2 separate regions of the Homo sapiens genome follow, and region 2 is linked to region 1. A link is a contact called in ENCODE POLR2A ChIA-PET data. All regions are on one chromosome and are shown on one strand. The core of a region is the stretch at or near the end of the contact, and the rest is flanking DNA. Distances in the headings are between cores, read along the strand shown.

Region 1 (5,948 bases), core at 2,185-4,684:
TTGAGATGGGGTCTGTCGCCTAGGCTGGAGTACAGTGGCGCGATCTTGGCTCACTGCAACCTCCACTTTCCGGGTTTAAGCAATTCTCTTGCCTCAGCCTCCCAAGTAGCTGGGATTACAGGCACATGCCACCACACCAGGCTAATTTCTGTATTTTTCGTAGAGACGGAGTTTCGCTGTGTTGGCCAGGCTGGTCTTGAACTCCTGACCTCAGGCAATCAGCACACCTCAGCCTCCGAAAGTGCTGGGATTACAGGTGTGAGCCACCATGCCCAGCCTCCTTTGACATTTTAGACCACTCTATGAAGTTGATATAATATTATTCCCATGTTTCTATGTTTTACTTATTTTTTTTATATTTAAGAAAACATGGAATATTTCATGAATTTACATGTCATCCTTGTGCAAGGGCCATGCTAATAATCTTCTTTGTATTGTTCCAATTTTAGTATATGTGCTGCCAAAGAAGCACCGTATATTTAAAAAACTAATAGGGTTTCAAAAAAACAAACGGGGGAACCGAAATGGAATTGCTAAATTTTTATTTTTCCAAATAAGCCATTAAAAAAAATTTTGGCGTTAGTATTTCACACACACACACAAAAAGCATCTTAATATTATAAAGGTAATAAATACTCAGTCTCAGAATAAAAAAGACAAGAAAGATCTGTAAGGAATTTTACACCAATATTTTTGTGGAGTACAAGCATTAGGGCGTCATTGGTCTTTATCTTTGGAAGTTTTGGACACAGAAGTGAAAATTACATATATGGTCTTACTAGCAAGCAAAATTGAGTGCAACAATCACCATCCACTTTCTGAATATTATACTCTTGTAAATGTATCATAAAATGTGCCAGATTTTATATTTCATTTACTTTGTAGCATGAAATTATGTCACTTGAAGAAAGAACATTAAAGTGGCATTTCAGATTCCTGCTTGATAAGAGTAGAAATCTGCAAAACAAGGATTACACACATGATTGACAGACAGCTATAAAATATAACCTCATAGTTATTTCCATGACAAATACTTCCAAGAGAGTTTGAAGAGAGAACAATGGGGTAAAACAGAAGTATAACCAATTATCCAATTATACAAAACCTGAATTGCAAATTATTTTAAAGCAAACACAAATATTTTCAAGCATAGCACATAAAAAACACAGATTAAGTCCCCTATAGGTTAATGGCCATCCTCTAATTTGGGTTTGTTTTGTTGTTTTTTCAAGACAGTGTCTTGCTCTGTCACCCAGGCTGGAGTGCAGTGGCATGATCTGGGCTCACTCTAACCTCCGCCTCCCGGGTTCAAGAGATTCTCCTGCCTCAGCCTTCCGAGTAGCTGGGATTGCAGGCATGTGCCACCATGCCCAGCTAATTTTTGTATTCTTAGTAGAGACGGGTTTCACCATGTTGGCCAGGCTGGTCTCGAACTCTTGACCTCGTGATCTACCCGCCTCGGCCGCCCAAAGTGCTGGGATTACAGGCGTCAGCCACCGCGCCCGGCCCACGATCCTCTAATTTCTACACCCTCCACAAATCCTCATAAAAACCATACAGGCCAAGAAAAAGAGCAAATAAAATCATCCATAGCTGACCCCACAGCATTATAAGGAGATGAAATGACTAAAAACTCCAATTTACGTATAAGAGCATAAACATTGAAGACCAGAAGCTTCAATGGGAACTGTCCAGAAGAGCAATATAGCAGAGTCCTAGTGGTAACCGAATTACATGTAATATGACTGAGGATTTACCATCAGGAGAGGGCCCCATCTGAGAGAAAGTACTGGCACATCTGATACATGACAGTGAGAGCAATGGCTACTGGGAAGTCAAAAATACACTTAGAAAGTATGTAAGATCAAAGGCAACAGTTTTAGCAAGGCACAGTTTCTGGGAGAGAAGGAGGTGTCATTTGGAGGGTTGATGATAAAGGAAAAAAAGGAAGTGACCAGAGCATAGATGGCCTACTAAAACAAGACAGAACTATGGCGGGGGGTGGGGGGAGGTGTTAATTTATTTTTAAAACTACATTTCACTGTGGCAACAAATCAGAATGCTCTTGAACTAAGAGACTGAGAAGGCCACCCTAACCCCATCACCAAAATAAGACAAAATAAGATAACAATATTGTTGGTACAATAAAATCTGGCACAAACAACCTGAACAGAAAAAAGGACTCAGCATTCATACCAAATTACTTATAAGGAATAAAAAGTAAAATACTTGGGCAGACGAAAACACATCAAAAACGCTTACAGAGAAAAGATGTAATATCACCATATCCATCGCAAATTTAAAGTAATTAAATAACAAATGCAGACATAAAAGAACACCTCAAATGAGAAACTCAAAATTTTAAACAGAGTAGACAAATAACAGGAACTTGTAAAACATGAACAAACTGAACTTAAATGAAGACTAAATTACAAAAGATGCCCTAGAGAGAACAGATATGATCTAAAGAGATAGAAAATAGGAATGCTTTCACATAAATGAAAAAGAAATAGATGTGAAAAGAATCAAAGAAAAGTCATACATATAGAAGAGACAGAACAGGTGGTAGATGTGAATCAAATATTTTATATCCAGCCAAGCTGTCCTTCAAATATCAAGGATATAGGAAACAATTTAAACATGTAAAAATTTAAGAAATTGTTTCACAAGCATTCCTGAGGAATCTACTAGATGATGAGCTTTATCCAAGAAGTGATTGAGAACTTCAAGAAAAGATCTGTAAATCTTTAACAATATTGTAGTACTAAATTTAAAACAAAGGTATTGACGAGGAAGAATAGTATGTAAAATGACATACTCTCACAAAGTAAATATAACTTCAAAAAATCACAGGAAAAGAGACAGAAAAAAAAGAAACTGGAATAAGACTTCACACGTAAGAAAATGAAACCAAATGGCTCTAATTTAAAGCTGATAAACCAAATAGAAGAAACCTAAATTTTTTTTTTTAAAAAAGAGAGAGACTAAGAGGATTTTTAAAGGTATAATATAAAGGTAACTAATGAAAATATAAACTCTCTTAAGTAAAAAATAAAAATAAAAAATAAGCAAATAAAAACATCAAACAGAATATAAGACCCAGAGTAAGTATAACATAAACCAAAGATGAGATCAATTCAGTGAAAAAGCTAAGGTTTAAAATAGACTACATCTACAAAAGAGCAAGTACTAATAATACACGTGCTTTACCATTGGGCATGCACTTGTATACGTATCTCACTACCTAATTTGGGAGGTAGTTTAGAAAAGTACTGCTTTTCTCTTTTACTCAGATTTGCCGAGTCGTTGTTGTTGTTGTTATTGTTGTTCTTGAGACGCGGTCTCACGCTGTCACTCAGGCTGGAGTGCAGTGGCATGAACACTGCTCACTGAAGCCTGGACCTGCCACGCTCAAGCAATCCCCCACCTCAGCCTGCCAAGTAGCGGGGATTACAGGCACGTACCACCACGCCTGGCTAATTTTTGTATTTTTGTACACATAGGGTTTTGCCATATTGCCCAGGCTGGCCTGGAACTCTTGGGCTCAAGTGATCCTCCCACCTCTGCCTCTCAAAGCACTGAGATTACAGGCGTGAGCCATCGTCCCTGGCCTATTTCCTGGGTTTTAAAATGTCACTTGGTCTCCCACAGAAATCTTTAAAATGAATTAGCCTCTATCAAAAGCTTCCCTAGGCCGAGGCAGAGCTTGCAGTGAGCCGGGATCGCGCCACTGCACTCCAGCCTGGGTGAAAGAGCGAGACTCCGTCTCAAAAACTAAACTAAACTAAACTAAACTAACCTAACCTAACCTAACCTAACCTAACCTAACCTAACCTAACCTAAACTAAACTGAACTGAACTGAACGCTTCTCTAGGCCGGGTGTGGTTGCTCATGCCTGTATTCCCAGCACTTTGGGAGGCCGAGGCAGGCGGATCACAATGTCAAGAGATTGAGACCATCGTGGCCAACATGGTGAAATCCCGTTTCTACTAAAAATACAAAAATTTGCTGGGCATGGTGGCACACGCCTGTAATCCCAGCTATTCAGGAGGCTGAGGCAGGAGAATTGTTTGAACCCGGGAGGCAGAGGTTGAGGTAAGCCAAGATCATGCGACTGCACTCCAGCCTGGTAACAGAGCGAGACTCCATCTCAACAAAAAAGCTTCCCTAACAAAGAAACAGTTGGAAGATGCTTAAGTCTCCTTGGTTTTCATTTAGTGGCAGTGGCAACCTAAGACGGCAAAGAATGTGGCACTATCTCAGGTATTAGATGCAAGACTAGGGCTCTTAGTAAACAGCCATACTTCAGAGTTAAGAACTACTCAAACACAGGATATATGATCTCTACAACTCTAAGTTAAATCATGTACAGGTAAATTCTGTTACATTGCTTGTTTTGAAAACACACATTGGCTCCAACACAATTCATGGGGAGCATTTTTAACATTTTAAATTTCATGTTTGCTTCTATGAATTTCATCTATTAGAAACTCTAGATGAACACAGAAAACAGCACCTAGCCAAAACAAGTCTCATAGGCATGCACAGCAGCACCCAGACACACACCTCAAACAACTACCTCAGATCCCCTTGTATGTTGTGAGCCACAATGAACCACACCCATCTACATCTGATGTTACAACTTACCATCAGATTTCAGATAACCTGACTTTCTCCACTTCACAATAATTTACAAACTGTAATCCTTCAGATGCCCACTTCTGCAAGCAAGCACTGTCTTTTTCAAGGTAAAGTGCAATATTTACATCATAGTATTATGTATTTGTTAACCATTTAACATATGTAAAACAGTACTACCATTTTAAGTTCTTATCTTTGTTTTTAATCTGTCACTAATAATGTTTTTTAATGTTGTGGTCAAACTCATTTTCCCCATAAGCCCTGTGGTTTTTATTGCGTGATTTTGCAAAGCGCAGCGACTTTTAGGAATCTCCATGTCCCGATACAGTGGAATTACCTGTATATAAAGCATTTAGAAATATACTGTAACAGGCCGGGCGCGGTGGCTCACACCTGTAATGCCAGCACTTTGGTAGGCCGAGGCGGGCAGATCACCTGAGGTCAGGAGTTAGAGGCCAGCCAATGGAGAAACCCTGTCTCTACTAAAATTACAAAATTAGCCGGGCATGGAGGCACATGCCTGTAACCCCAGCTACTCGGGAGGCTGAGGCAGGAGAATCACTTGAACCAGGGAGGCGGAGGTTGCAGTGAGCCAAGATCACGCGGCCACTACACTCCAGCTTCGGCAACAAAAGCGAAACTCCGTCTCAAAAAAAAAAAAAAGAAAGAAATATACTGTAACAATGTAGTCATTAAGTATTGGCTATACTTACAATTTCCTTAAGGGAGTGTCACAAAGTTTATATCAGCTAACATGTAAAAAGTCTAGCATAAAATCTGGCTCAAAATAGATACTAAATAAATACTGCTTTGCTTAATGTTCCCCTTCTTAAAAATTCTAACTTGGTCCTCAAACATTGATAATTAAAGGTAATCTTGTACTACCCAACAAGTTCTCTTTGAAAAATAGAGTAACATTTTAAGTGTAAGCCATTTTAGCCATTTTATTGTGAGAGGAAAAAAAAGTTTTTGAATTTGAACAGCAACCATGTGTAAAAGGAGACAACCAACCAAGGCCAGGCTTTTTTTCCCTAGGTCTACTGTTTTTAAAAGCAAACTTTCACTTCTCCTTTTATGTAATCAGATAAAACAACTCTTACAGATGCCACTCAGGAATGTTTACATAATCTCCTCTGTAATAAAATCAAATGGAATCTTTAAAATTAAAAATAATACTGGCTTCAAATAATATTATTTCCCCAAGGTGTTTCAGTAGAAATTTCACATTATTTCAACTGAAGATTTGTTCATATTATACTAACCAAAGAAAGTGCAGTAGAGCCCATCAGATAACAAAAACATCAAC
Region 2 (5,948 bases), core at 2,025-4,524, 1.5 Mb before region 1:
GCAACATAACAAAGGTTTATTTTTCATTCACATTACAAGTGCAAATTTGAGTTTGTGAGGAGCCCTACTCCAAAATTCACCCAGAGACTCCTGCTGATGGAGGGTCCTGCAGCTCTGCTTTCTGGGCCATGAGGCATCCTCAGTCAAGAGAAGTTGTTAGGGAGGGATCACATTCTAAAATACTTTGTCCCAAAAGTGGCACACATCACTTGACTCAGTCCATTGGCCAGAATTTGTAAAATGAACTTTCTTAATTGCCAGGGGGCCAGGAAAGTATGGCTCCATGGATGTTCGGTTAGCTGTAAATGTTTATGCCACAACCTCTAATGACATAGCCTATGAAGAAAAAATTACAAAGAATAAAGAGAAAAAAAATGAAACTCTACTAACATAGTGGAAGATTTCAGCACATTTTCTCAGTGACCAAGCTAAAAATAATTTTGTCTGAAATTATTCTATTAGAGAATAACTTATTTGAGTCTTAAACCCTTTGATTTCTAGTAATTTCCTATTAAAATCCATTTGGTCACCCAGGGTGAACAAATGGAAAAGACAGATATTATCAGAACCCTTTCAATCTGAAAGCAAGTCCCAGTAGGAATAGTTCATAGAATGGGAGGTACAGGTGGCATATAGAGTACTGGTAGGGGCCTGGCGAGTACGAGACAGACAGGGACAGGGCATAGAAAGAGGGAGAAGCACACTTTATAACTTTTGCCAAGGCCACCCAGCAGGAGATGGATGGAATATGAAAAAACAAGAAGTGCATTGGAGCAGAAGCATTAAGTTACATAATTAATACATATAGCTTATGCATAACTTATATAAAAACATATATAAGCCGCCTATATAACTGCTATATGCAGTTGTAACCTCGGCAACCACAATCAGAAAGAATCATTACCTTAGTGTGTAGGTAAGTGGATTTGAAAGAGTGAATTGCCAAGAAAACAAAATTCTTATATGTTTACTTGTTGCTGGAATGGGAGCAAAAAGCTCACATAAAATTAAAACCACCAATATTTACTTAATTATAAAGAAAAACATACAACCATACCAAATACTATAGCAAATAAATATTAGAGTATTTCTGCTGGGTGCAGCGGCACATGCCTGTAATACCAGCACTTTGAGAAGCCAATGAGGAAGAATTACTTGGGGTCAGGAGTTTTAGACCAGCCTGAGCATCTGAGCAACATAGTGAGACCCCATCTCTACAAAAAAAAAAAAGTTAAAAATTAACATCACCCTGTCTCTAAAACAACAACCCCAGCAGTTCAAGAATAGAGTACCTCTCATGAGTACCTTGTCTCACAGCATACATAAAACTTATATTTTGTTCTATTTCATTTAATCCCCATAACAACCTATGAGGCAGGTCAGGGAGGCATGTTTATTGTTTAGTTTGTTTATTTATTTCTGTAGCCTGTGTTGTTCCAGAAAGGATTTAAGAGTACTTGAAGAGATTAATAAACTAGAGCAAGATATCAGAATATAAGTAGAGAGTATACAAACAACAAACTACCTGAAAAAAAAAATTAAGAAAACAATCTCAAGGCAGGAGCGGTGGCTCACGCCTGTAATCTCAGCATGGACCTCCTTGGGAGGCCAAGGAGGAAGGATTGTTTGAGCCCGGGAGTTCAAGACCAGCCTGGGCAACACAGCAGAGTTCCAGGCTGTAGTGAGCTGTGATTGTGCCACTGCCCTCCACCCTGGGTGACAGAGCAAGACCTTGTCTCAAAAACAAGCAAAGAAACAAACAAACGAAGAAAACAAACTCATTTACAATGGCATCAAAGAGAATAAAATATTTAGGAATAGATTTAACCAATGGGGTGAAAGATCTGAACACAGACAACTACAAAACATTGATGAATGAAACTGAAGAAGACATAAGTAAATGGAAAGATATCCCATGTTCATGGATTGGAAGAATCAATTGTGTTACTATTTATCATTGTGAAAACTAAAAACAATCTACAGTCCAACAATAGCAGCTTTGTTACTATTACACATGCTGGCTTGCTTTCTTCCTCTCTTGCTTTTTTTTCCCCCCTCTCATCTTTCCTACCTTCCATCTGCTCTTTTTTGTTTGTTTACTTTAAGTTCTGGGATACATGTGCAGAACATGCAGGTTTGTTACGTAGGTATACATGTGCCATGGTTGTTTGCTGCACCCATCAACCTGTCATCTAGGTTTTAAGCCTCCCACGCTTTAGGTATTTCCCTTTTTTTTTTTTTTTTTTTAAAGCGACAGGGGTCTCACTATATTGCCTCGGACTGGTCTTGAACTCCTGAGCTCAAGCAATCCACCTGCCTTGGCCTCCCAAAGTGCTGGGATTACAGGCATGGGCCATCACACCCAGCTGCTCTTTCTTTCTTTCTTTCAACTCTAAGTGTATGTGGTTATCTCCAGGAGAAGATAGTGTGTTAGAAATTTCTATATACATTATGAGTTGCTAATTTTTTTACAATGAATGGACAGATTTTTATAATCAGCAAATGTATCAAAAATACTTCCATTTATTTTATTTTAAAAAGAGCATTCCTTATTGATTTATTTATTAAACAAGTAGTCATTGACGCCATGCCTTCTGTCAGTCTCCTTCCTGGATAATGAAGGGCAAGAAGAATATATGCTCAGAATCCAGAAAAAAATAAACAATTGTAATGTTAAATAACCTGGCTCAATTTGCACACATGCTAATAAATGATGCTTTGTGAATGAAACGTAAAATGTAATCAAAACTCCATGGATTTCTGAGGCCCTTCACCAGCTCAGGTCTTTATGGACATAATCTTCTAACCTTGCATTGACTTGGGTAAATAAAGGATTAGGGGAGGAGCAAAGAGAAAAGAATGATTCAGATTATCCTTTCTGTTGTCCAAGGGCCTAGCACCCAAGTTTCTGGTCTTAGATCAAGACAAGTTCATTTTTAGAGGCTGTAACAGTTTCCCAGGCTGAGGTAGAGGTGCTTACAGGCATATGTGATTGCTTTTATTGAGTGGGAAGAAGTCTCTTCTTCCTAGAAGATTTATTATTTTCTGGGCACAGTTAAGCCTACCTCACAGGGAGTACAAACATGTCTTACAAGCTTTTCATTCCTTTCCATGAACTCCATGAACTGACACATGGATTTTCACATCAAAGCACAGAATCATAAACGACTTATTCTAAAAAGGAAACTGAAGTCTTCCAGAACTTGCTAGCAGGGAATCTTTATTATGATGGAACCAGACCAAGATTGGCCATCCTCCCAAGGCATCAGGAAATGCTGGCCACACTGAACGGTGACATGGGAAAAGTCAGCTGGGGAGAGGAGGGGCTGCTCCATGGCTCAGGCAGGCCTGGCTTAAGGATTTTGAAAGGCATAAGCTCTGGTTTTTAAATTCAGATGACCTCTCTAGGTCAACCTCTCATTCAAGGCACAGTAATGCCTTTTCAGCAATTTCCCCCAAATTTAGAAGGTGGTGCTACACACAGAGAGAGCTTTGTTTTGCCTCCTTGTTTTTGTGGCATCAGCAGGACCTGTTTTCTTCTAGATACTAAATTGTTGCCATGTTGCTAATTACTATAATTTCTTACCCCCAACCAGCTTGCAGAGTTCAGAAAAATGTGCTGCTTGTTGCAGATTCCTGGATATGGAGGCTTAACAGAGCGTCATCTCAGACAGGCCTTTCTTCCTTATGTAAATCCCGTCATGACTTATTTGAAGGTGGCCTCACTTTAAGTACTAGGGACTTGCTCAGATACTTATCAAAATGCTCTAGATTCCTGCTCAACCAGCCAGACGCTGAGGCATCCCTGTGCCAGGCCCCAGGACTGACGTGCAGAAGTCAGAGGATGACCAGAAACCATTAACAGGTTCAGTATTGACTGAAGCTATTCCATTAGTTCATTGATCCAACTCATATTTAGTTGATGTTCACCGTGCCCATCTTACTGAGCATACAGGGAAAAAAAAATCAACATCTCCTGGAATCTGAAACATATGAAAATTGATAAGACTGGTATGCAAATATTTCCAGAACAGTTCAAAAAAGAATGTAGTAAGCTCTATAATGAAGTTAATTTTAAAATGTGAAAAGCAAACTCCCAGGACCCCGACTGCTTCCCTGATTACTCATCTCTGTGAATTTTATGTGTTTATTGCTTGTTGATTTGTTTACATGTGCATCTTCCCCATCACACATTCATGAGACAACTGCTTTATTCACTAACATACATGACACACACATTTACTAATTGAAGGAAAAGAGGGAGGGAATAGGGATAAAATAAAGAGAACAGCAGAAAAGAAGGCAGCACACAGAGAAGTTAAAATCTTTGTCTCTACAGATTGCCAAAATAAATCCCAACTCTGAGACATACAGCTGTGTGACCTCAGGCAAATTACTTAGCCTCCCTGTGCCTTTGTTTCTGCAACTTAAAATTGGGAAAAATAATAGTATCTACTTCATCGAGTTGAACAAAAAGAACTAAGAAAGTATTTGTGGCCTTAGAATAGTACCTGCATAAAATAAACCCTCAAAAAGTATTCATTAAATTTTAAAAATCATAAAGGAAGGAAATACTAGTTGGGGAAAATAAGGAAATGATTATCAGTGTGCTATTATTTTAGATCTTACTTGAAAGATTCATTGGAATTAAATAAATAGTGATGGTTGAAAAGGCCACTTAGAGTCAGTCAATTATAGGACGTAATTGAAAAATAACAAGCAGACAGAATGTCTACGAGGGAGTAGGAGATAGGCTTAGAAAGTCAGTTGCCATCGGGGGCATGACAAGTGTCCTGATAAGAGGAGGCAGAGGGAGATTTTAAACACAGAGAGGGCCATGTGAAGACAGAGCAGAGATGTGAAGATGCTGGCCTTGCCCATTCGAGTGATATGGCCACAGCAGGAAATGCTGGGAGCCAATGGAAGTGGGAAGAGGCTCCCTTAGAGCCTCCAGACGGACTGTGGCCCTGAGGACTCCTTGATTTCAGCTTCGTGATACTGATATAGGTCTTCTGGCCTCCAGAATTGTGAGAGAATACATTTCTATTGTTATAAGCCACTACATGTGTGCTAATTTGTTGCAGCAGCCACAGGAAACATATAGAGATAAAGGGAAAAAATAATAAGATAAAGAAGATGCCTTAGACGAATCAATGAATACAGACGGCGATGAGCTGAAACATAAACATCATTAAATTCTGCCACCTACAATCCTAAAAGAACAACAAAACAAACAAAAAATCTGTAATACCCACATAAAATGCCATTGTCAACTATATACCAAAGTTATTTAGACATTCCTCTGAAGACATACTTGGGTAATTTCAAATGTTGCCTTTAACACTTACTAAGCATAGTTAACTGGAACAGCTACATACCTTCTAGATTCTCACTTAGAGAAAAGACATAAGCAGACATGTCCCAAAAGAGGAAGTGCCACAGATTAGCAAACATGGGAAAAGATTCAGCCTCCAGGAAATACTGTTTAAAACAATAATGAAATTTCATTTCTTTGCCAATCAAAATAACAGTTTTTTTACTCTTTTTAAGTTTTTAAATTTTTAATACTATTTTTCAGCTTGTTTTTTCCCCACCTGGTAATTATCTTCTGTGAGAAAATATTTTAAATGGTCCATTTTCAAGGCATGATAAATCTAAGTACTGGCAGCCAGACTGCGGTTGTGATATACCGCACGGCTCATGCACCTAGAAGGTCACAATAAGCAAACAGAATGTAGAGGAGGGGGTCAGCCCATAAAAGGGAAGAAAGTTTCGTTATTGGGAAATCGAAACTTAAGAGGGGAAGGGGACTATAACCTTATAAGGGGAATAATGAAATATAGGCGATATCTGGGAAGATTATAACCCCATAGTACTCCACCAATGAGGAACTTGGGGAGGGACTTGTGTGCTGGGAGATAAATTATCTGCTGTAACTGCCCCGGGTG

Evidence for each region. ChIA-PET counts read pairs that join two places held with the same protein, here RNA polymerase II (POLR2A).
Region 2: POLR2A ChIA-PET joins it to region 1 with 10 read pairs in activated B cell. The contact joins two enhancer-like sites. POLR2A ChIA-PET finds 5 or more read pairs at or near these places in 2 of 52 experiments (activated B cell and activated CD4-positive, alpha-beta T cell).

The regions. Positions count from the first base shown.
Region 1 is chr4:139,312,902-139,318,849 of GRCh38, reverse strand. The region is part of intron 1 of NAA15 (N-alpha-acetyltransferase 15, NatA auxiliary subunit); the gene reads right to left. It also overlaps the pseudogene RNU6-1214P. Among named protein-coding and RNA genes, the nearest start is that of NDUFC1, 13 kb to the right of the region's middle. Within about 2 kb of position 3,434, at least 8 of the 41 ENCODE cell types and tissues checked have a DNase peak (open chromatin) inside an H3K27ac peak, as active enhancers do.
Region 2 is chr4:140,837,382-140,843,329 of GRCh38, reverse strand. No RefSeq gene overlaps it. Among named protein-coding and RNA genes, the nearest start is that of TBC1D9, 84 kb to the right of the region's middle. Within about 2 kb of position 3,274, at least 2 of the 41 ENCODE cell types and tissues checked have a DNase peak (open chromatin) inside an H3K27ac peak, as active enhancers do.